Regions from separate parts of the Homo sapiens genome. Here region 1 is linked to region 2. A link is a loop called in an ENCODE intact Hi-C map of the cell type or tissue named here. Cell type or tissue: heart right ventricle. All regions are shown on one strand. Links, peaks and the distances in the headings refer to the core of each region. The heading gives the core; the rest is flanking DNA.

Region 1 (4,383 bases), core at 116-4,115, 110 kb after region 2:
CCACATGGTCCCCTCCTTCTTCAAGTCATCAAAGATGTATCGAACCCTCCCTCACACTTCACATCTGTGACTTCCTCTCCTGCCCCCAGCCAGAGAAAACCCTCTGCTTCTAAAGGGCTCGTGTGATTCGATTAGGCCCCTACCAACTCATCTTTCTTTTCTTGGACTCAGAGTCAACTGATTTCTATCCTTAATGATGTCTTTGAAATCCCTTTGCCATATAATTTCACATGATCATGGGCTTGATGTCTTATCATGTTCAGGGGTTCGGATGGAAATATTGGGGGCCATATTTAGAATTCTGCCTACACGGGAAGCAAAAGTGCTTTGTCACCTCTAAAGTGCCAGACTTAGGCTCTCATTAGAGCCTAATGAGGGTCTAACCCTTAGGGAGGGTTTCCTTCCCTCTGCCCCAGGAGCGCAAAGGAAAGGGTGACACTGGATTAGGGGTGGCTGCCTGTGGCCCCTGCCCCTTCCCCTCCTCCTCCTCCTCCTCCTCTTGAGCCTACCTCTGGGCTTTTCATGACTTGGAGAGGGAGCCCTGTCTCAGGACCCCAGGACTTAATCTGTCCGTCACCTTCCCCTTCCAGATCTTCAGCCACTCCACACCCCCTGCAAGTTCCTTCCTGGGCTCTGCCCTTCCTTCATACTCTCTGGGTACCACTCCTTCCCGGGATCTACGACGGCGGTCTACACTCGCCTGCTCCCATCTCTGTCCACTGGAGCCTGGCGCCTACCAGCCCCCACTGCCTGAATCTGTTCTCCCTCCCTTATCCCAGTGGACACCTTCCAGGCCATCTCTGCCAGGCCTTCCTGTGATGGCAACCATAGAGTCTGTCTTGTACCTGCGGTATTATTCCCAACACCCACCCGGGTGCCAGGAGCATAGCAGACACTCTAGCAAACATTCGTCATTGTTTGTCTGCATCCACGTATCTATGTGGTCCACGTGCTAATGTGCTCCCCTGCCTGCCCCAAACCTGAGGATACGTCTCCTGCTGCCGCCTCAGCAAGTGACACCCATGTCACCCTCTCCCTCAGCCCGAGGGCAGTGACCACAGTGAGAGGAAGCATGAGTGTGGGTCCATCAGGATAAAAGGCCAGCACTGAGTCTGTTTCACGCCCCCTGCCCCCACCCCACCACACACGTGCACACACCACAGGCTCTGCGTTCTCCTTGGCCTAACGCTGGGGAGGGCAAGAGCCACCACCCACCAGCTTTCTACCCTTCACTATACCTGGGCCTCAACTCAGCTGGCCTCTCTAGGAGTTACTTGTGCTGGCCTTAATCTTTTTTCTTTTTTTTTTTTTTGAATCGGAATCTTGCTCTGTCGGGAATACAGTGGTGCAATCTCGGCTCACTGCAACCTCCTCCTCCCAGGTTCAAGTGATTCTCCTGCCTCAGCCTCTCAAGCAGCTGAGATTACAGGCACCCACCAACACATCCAGCTAATTTTTGTATTTTTAGTAGAGACGGGGTTTCACCTTGTCGGCCAGTCTGATCTCGAACTCCTGACCTCAGGTGATCTGCCCGCCTCAGTCTCCCAAAGTGCTGGGATTACAGGCGTGACCCACCACGCCTGGCCAATCTTTTTTCATTCCGTCCCTGCATTTAGGCCTATGTTCTCTTCCCCCAGAGACCCACCCACTTCCTCTTGGGGAGTCCAGCCGAGGACAGTGTGGCTTGAAGAACATTCTAATCCCAGCCCGAGAGCTCTGAGAGAAAAAATGACTACAAACCCTGGAATGTGAAGCCTGCTGCTTCCTGCAAAGCATTTTGAATGAAACACGTAACCAACAGCTGCAGCACAGAGAATGGAAACTCTGAGGAACGTCATGGCTCCAGGTTCCAAATAGCAGGGTTGTGAGCAGGACAGGCTCTTCATTTCAGCCCAACCTGGACACCCTCAGCAGCACCCCTCCCTGCTCTCCTTCCAGGAAGCGGGCCCGTCATGCCAAGGATGTGCCGCTGTTGCTCGCTTATTCCAAACACCCCCGGCCCCCAACACAGCCAGACATCCCCGTGTATAGGGGTGAGGCCCCCTTCCCACTCACCAGCCCCCAGAGACATTGAGGACACCCAAGCCCAGCCACTCTGCCCTCTCAGGAGCAGGTTAATGCATCCCTCAACATGACTCCCATCCTGGAACTCAGCCCCAGGCCAGGCTGGGCAGTGCCAGCCAATTCATGCAATGCAGGAAGATATCATTGCCAAAGCTGCTCTAGGGCAGACTTGGGGTGAGGGGGCAGGACAGAGAGCCCATGAGGAGCAAGAGGCCCTAGAATTGGAGAATTCCTGAAGATCACTCCTGCATGAAGGGGAGACATGCGAACATTTTTTCAACTTCTTTAGGGAGATATAACACACTCAGTAAAACACACTCGTCTTAATGGCGTGGCTTGATGAACTTTTACATACAAACACACCTGGATGAAATGTAGAACACTGCAAATACCCCAGAAGATTCCCTGGATCCCCTTCCCAGTCAACATTCGTCCCCCTCAGAGGTGACCGTGATTTGGAACTTCTCTCACCATCAATTAATTTTGCCTCTTTTTGAACCTCATTGAAATGGAATCACCAACAGCATGTGCTTTCATGACCAGCTTACCTAGTTCATCCTGTCTATGAGATTCATCCACGATGCAGACACACTAATGACCCCATGGCACCTCCCACACTCCAGGTGCTGTACCAAGGATGTCATGGTTACTTGTTTACACTAAGGCCTTGACATTGAACCCATTTTCCAGATAAGGAAGTTGGTTGAATCAGCAGTTCATTGCCACACAGTCAGGACTTGGAGAGACTGGAATTCAAACCCAAGAGAGAACCAGAACAGATTCTCTCTTCTATTTTCTCTTAACAAACTTACAGAGACCTGCCTCCATTATACCTAGAGATCTACAGCCTGGAATTTCCTCACAAGGGAGACCTGTTTCAGGGTTTTGTGCTCTTGGGAACCCAACAGGAGCACCCATTTTACTTTAGTCCCCTATTCCTTGGGGGACATGGGCAAGGCAGAAGAGGAGGGGTGAGCAGCAGGTGAGGAGGGGTGAGCAGCAGGTAAGGAGGGCGTCTCAGGAGGCCCAGACCCAGGCAGAAAAGGTTTCACAGGAAGAGAATGAAGAGGTTCATTCATTTAGTCAGCCAATATTTATTGAATGCCTGCTGTATGGCAGGCGCTGTCCTAGGCACTTACTTTTTGGTTATCTACCTGTATGTATCAAACCACTCTAAAATGCAGTGGCTTAAAATGGACAACAAACATTTATTATCTCTTATAACTTTATAAGTTGGCTGAGCAGTTCTTCCACTGATCTCACCAAGGGACTTTTATGCTGCTGCAGCCAGATGGCAGCTGGAACTGAAGTCATCTGGGAGCTAGACTGGGCTGGCTGAGTCAAGATGGTGGCCTCACATGTCAGGTACCCTGGAAAGAACCTGGAGGGCTGGGCTAGGCTGGGACTGGTGCATTGATGGGATTCCTTCTCTCCTGCTGTCCTGTATGGGCTCCTCCTTCTCCATGTGGCCCTTCCACATCTCCTCTTCATGCGCATTTCTCCAAGAGGGTATCCAGACTTCTTACATCACAGCTAAGGGCTCCCAGAAGTAATAAAGTGGAAGTCACCAAGCCTTATTAAAGTTTAGGACTGGCAATGGCTTGGCACCACTTTGGACATATTTTGCTGCTTAAGGTGAATTACAAGCCTGGACCAGATTCAGCACGGGAAGGAACTCTAGAAGGGAATGAATATCATCCAGGGCCATCTTTGGAGAGTAGCGACCACCCCCCCAAAAAGAAAATCATTGTCTTTTTTCATTTATTCAACAAACATTCACTGTCAGGCACATAGTTCCTTCTTAAATAGAGTACACTTAAAGTAAACACCACTTTTGTTTGACTCACTATCATTCAAGATACCAGCCACTGAGAAGCTCTGTAAAGGGTAAATAGCATTCATTGAGAGTTTACTGCATACCAGACCCTGAGCTCAGTGCTTTACAAAGTCTAACTCATTTACTCCTTACTTGTTTTCCCTCCTTTGAAGTAGGTATTATTGTTTGTCCTGTTTTCTAGATCACTTAGAAAAGAGGTTATGTATTGCTGAATAACAAACCACCTCCAAACTTAGTGGTTTAAAACAACAATAATCATTTATTATCATTCATGGTTTCTTTGGATCAGCTGGGAAGTTCTGGCTTGGGGTCTCATGAAGCTGTAGTCAGACTGTGACTGAGGATAGGATCAGTTTCAAGGCTTCTTCACTCACAGGTCTGGTGCCTGGGCTGGGAGGACACAAACAAGCGGAGGCTGCGAAAGCCAGGGTCTTTCAGGCATCTCTCTATCTGTGTGGTTTCTCCACATGAGCTCTCCAACA
Region 2 (4,383 bases), core at 210-4,209:
GGTTGTTCTTCCTGTTGACAGGAGGCCCCTGTTTCTCACCACATGGATCTCTCCACAGAACTGCTTGACTGTCCTCACGGCATGGCAGGTGTCTTCCTCCAGAATAAGTTATCTGAAAGAGCAAGACAGAAGCCTCAGTGTCTTTTATGACAACCTAGCATTGAAAGCCACACCTAAGGGCCAGCTGTGGTGGTTCACACCTTTAGTCCTAGCACTTTGGGAGGCGGAGGCTGAGGCAGGCAGATCACCTGAGGTCAGGAGTTTGAAACCAGCCTGGTCAGCATGGGGAAACCCCATCTCTACTAAAAATACAAAAATTGGCCAGGCGCCGTGCCTCACGTCTGTAATCCCAGCACTTTGGGAGGCCAAGGTGGGTGGATCACCTGAGGTCAGGAGTCCTAGACCAGCCTGGCCAACACGGTGAAACCCCACCTCTACTAAAAATACAAAAATTAGCTGGGCGTGGTGGCACTTGCCTGTAATCACAGCTACTCAGAAGGCTGCGTAGGAGAATCGCTTGAACCCGGGAGGTGGAGGTTGCAGTGAGCTGAGATTGTGTCACCGCACTCCAGCCTGGGTGGCAAGAGTGAAACTCCTTCTCAAAAAAAAAAAAAAAAAAAAATACAAAAATTAGCTGGGCATGGTGGTGCACACCTATAGTCCCAACTACTCGGGAGGCTGAGGCAGGAGAATCACTTGACCCCAGGATGTGGAGGTTGCAGTGAGCTGAGATTGTGCCACTGTACTCCAGCCTGGGTGACAGAGTGAGACTCTGTCTCAAAAAAAAAAAAAAAAAAAAAAGCCACACCTCCCCATGTGGTCCAGGCTTTCCAAAAGCTTATGGTATTGCAGGGTAGATGTAAAGTCCCTAGTGCAAAACAAGATGTCTGAGGTCCAAGCAAAGTGATTTGGGCTTTCTGAGGACAGAGTGAGCTACCCCAGTCAGGCAGCCAGGGAGGCTTCTGTGAGTGGGCAGAAGAGCCCCCGCCCCCCATCCTGCCCTGAGTGGCTCTTCCCTGGAGAAGGAGACTTGGTAACTGTAAACTGGTCAGATGGGGAAGCCTTTGGAGGCCTGGCCAAGTGAGGGGGCTGGTTTCTGTCTGCTGGGTGACAGGGGAGTGTGGCGTGGCTACAGAGAGGCTGCTAGGGAGCTCCCAGAGGGAAGGCAAGGTAGGGTCCCGGAGGGACTTAGAAGTGAGGCAGGAAGGGAGAGACAGGGCTCAGAGAGGGAGAGGGAAGGCAAGAAATCGAGGGCTGGACCAGTCTTCTACTTGGTCAGCATGCCATTTTTCTGGGCTGTCATCCCTGACCACAGATTCATTCATTCATTCATTCCTGTATGCCTGTCAGGTGCTGGGGTTACAGAGACAAAGGCCAGGTCCCTGTCCTCAGAGGTCACAGTTGAGTAAGGGATGATACCCAGTACAGGGGTGACATCTGTGAAGTGTGATGGGTGCATGGGGAGCATACATTGCTGGGAGAGGGCTGGGCTGGTCAGAAGGTGAGGCCTGGGCTGCTTCTTGCAGAGGTATGGCAGGCACGAGGTATCCCTGGTATGAGGTACCATCAGGCACAGGTGGGAGAGTGCTGAGAGATGGAGCTGGGAGGGCCAGAAGAAGCGTGGCTCTGCTAGTTGGGTGGGGTGGTTTGGATTTCTTCCAGAAGACAACAGAGAGATTATGCAGGAATTTAAGCAGTGGTGTGGAGGGATCAGCTCCATGGTTTAGAAAGATTAGCTGGGCAGTAGAGAGAAGGTTCTAGAAAGGGTGAGTCCAGGAGGAGACAGCAGTAACCCAGGCTATGCATGCAAAAAGTAGGGATAGGAAGAGGTGAAAAAGTTCCAGAAGTCTTTGGAAGGCCTGGCAGCCTCCAGTCATGCCTACAGGCTGAACCCAGCCCAGCTCATCTCAGATAAAGCATCTAATTCAAGTCCTACACGGAGCCCAGGCCTCTGCTCTGAAAAGTCTCTTGACCCCAGCATTCCAGCTCGGGACGGGCCCAGCGAATCCCAACCCCAATCTGCCGTCCTCATCCCAGAGGAATGCTCAGCCTACTGGACCTTGGCCTTTCTCTGGGGGACGGTGAGGCCTGTGACGGGGGAAGCCCTGGGGCGGAACTGGCAGTCGTGGGGAGGCCCCCCAGGACGCTGTGGCCACGGGGGCGGCTGGAGGAGAGGAGGCAGGGGGCTGGGGGAGTGAGCCAGTAGGGAGCCGGGCAGCACACTGGCCACCTGAGAGGTGTGATGGGGGAGACAAGAGGCGGTGATTCCTGGGGTGGGAGTTACCCCCTCCCCCAATTCTCAAACCCCCGACAGGAGTGAGCTGCGCTGCCCACTCCCCGCAGCAGGTGGCGCCGTCTTGCTGGGATTGGACTTGCGGGCCTGGCTGGGAAGCGCTCTGTGGAGAGGGACGCGACTGGAGCGGCTGGGGGGCAGCCGTCCTGCGCCTGGGACCCTCACGGGGCCTCCCTGCTCCAGTCACTCCCGCCCGCCTGCCAGCCTGTCCCCAGCTCTCCTGCGTCTCCACTCTGTCCCTGTTGCCCTTCCTGTCTTCCTCCAGCCCTCCAGTCCTGCTTTCGGCTGGGGTCCCCGGACAGGGTCTGGTCAGCTGGTTCACTCCGAAGCATCCCTACCGGATAAGGGAACTCTCAGCCCAGCCCAGCGGGCGTTTGGCCATGGCGTGGCACCGTGGGGGGCCTCTCTAAGCAGCCCCGACTCCCAGGGTTTGCCTACATTCTATGCCCTCAGGAGGTGTTCAGTGCCCCGAGCTGGGGCTTGGGGAGGAGGGGTTCCTAGGAACATATATATGAGAAAGTGTCTCACTCTGTCACCCAGGCTGGAGTGTAGTGGCGCGATCACGGCTCACTACAGCCTTCACCTCCCAGGCCCAAGCGATTCTCCTACTCTGTCTCTACAAAAAATACGAAATTACAAAACATACAAAAAAAAAAAAAAGAAAAAAAAACTCACAAAAATTAGCCGGCCGTTAGTGGCGCATGCCTGTAGTCCCAGCTACTCCGGAGGCTGAGGTGGGAGGATCACTTGCGCCCAGGAGGTGGAGGTTGCAGTGAGCCGAGATTTGCCCACTGCACTCCAGCCTGGGTGATGGAGTGAGACCTTGTCTCAAAAAAAAAAAAAAAAAAAAAAAATCTGTAACCCAGGCTGTGCATGCAGAGAAGTAGGGACAGGAAGAGGTGAACAAGTTCCAGAAGTCTTTGGAAGGCCTGGCAGGAAAAGAAAAAAAAGGAAGGAAGGAAGGAGAGAAGGAAGGAAGGGAAGAAAGGAAAAGAGGAACGGAAAGGAGGAAAGGAAGGAAGGAAAGAAAGAAACGGGGTCTTACCATGTTGCCCAGGCTGGTCTTGAACTCCTAGGCTCAAACGATCCTCTTGCCTCAGACTCCCAAAGTATTAGCATTACAGGCATAAGCCATGAGCCCAGCTCCTAGGAATCTTTGCTATGGCAAGGGGGCTTACTAATGAATGACAAAATAAATTACAACAGCTCTTGGGGAACATGCCTAGCACCTCTCAATCTCCCATCTTGCGTCAAGAGGGAAACCTGAGGGGCCCAGGGGACTCCCACTGGGCCTCCCGGCCCTGCTGGTTCCCCTTCTCTCCCCACTTCTTCTTGGGGCTGGGTTCCACACTTGTCACAAAGGAGGGGAGTGTCCCCCTTGCCAGTGGACAGATCTGTGTGGGCTGGTGATGGCAGAGCTGGCCTAGGTAGGGCACTGAGTTGGGGGTGGCTGGTGGGGGTAGTGGGGCGTGGAAACAGGATGTCCACCGCAGGCCCCTCTCTGAAGGAGCTGGTGAGGGCTGGAGCGCTCAGGAGGGAAACTTCCATAGTTTCTAGGGTAGAGTCCTAGGGGCAGAGGGAAGGAAAGGGTCTGGCTGGTGTGAGTGGTGGCTGATCCAGAGAGGCTGTCGCCCAGCCCAGGACCTGTGGCTCCCAGCCTGCCCTTCTCCCCAGGTCCTGCACTCCCTAAGGACAGCTGCCATCATTTGTAGACTCTAAACTGGTGTCATTGCTTTGGTAAGAATGAGGATATTTATGAGACAACAGAGCAGAATATTTGAGAGAAGGGCTGTCTGGTAGCACAGAGGTGTCTGTTCCCCTGGGACACCTGAACTCCGATACTACCTGCCCCCAAGTTGTCACTCATTTCCTCCCCTCAGCTGGGGTGGGTGGGAGGTTGTGTGGGTCCCTACATCTCAGTTCGATTTCAGCCTGAAATAAAAAGCCAACTTGTCACCCTTAGTCTTCCTAGGGATGGGATGCCTTCCTTGGAAAGAGCTTCTGGTTCTGCTTGAACTTTTAGGTGGTCAGTGTAGCATAGATGGTAGTGAGTTTATGTTGACTGTGAACTTTTGTTTCAAAGCACACCT

Evidence for each region. Hi-C counts contacts between places; a loop is a spot of excess contacts. Peaks named below come from ENCODE experiments on the same cell type or tissue, not always from the same donor. Only the 100,000 strongest peaks of a DNase experiment are listed, where the experiment ranks them.
Region 1: a loop joins it to region 2, with 1.9 times the contacts of the local background. A loop is called at or near these places in 13 of 110 quality-filtered maps.

The regions. Positions count from the first base shown.
Region 1 is chr2:43,084,919-43,089,301 of GRCh38, forward strand. All of the region lies in intron 2 of LOC107985876, which reads right to left. Among named protein-coding and RNA genes, the nearest start is that of LINC02580, 15 kb to the right of the region's middle. RefSeq lists enhancers at 1-23, 1,573-2,112, 2,113-2,651. In heart right ventricle, for the core only: no CTCF peak of the experiment used is centred there; DNase peaks (open chromatin) are centred at 1,088 and 1,753; H3K27ac peaks cover 4,000 bases.
Region 2 is chr2:42,972,899-42,977,281 of GRCh38, forward strand. No RefSeq gene overlaps it. Among named protein-coding and RNA genes, the nearest start is that of LINC01819, 64 kb to the right of the region's middle. In heart right ventricle, for the core only: a CTCF peak has its summit at 2,340 (motif pointing right); DNase peaks (open chromatin) are centred at 2,343 and 2,692; H3K4me3 peaks cover 913 bases; H3K27ac peaks cover 2,389 bases.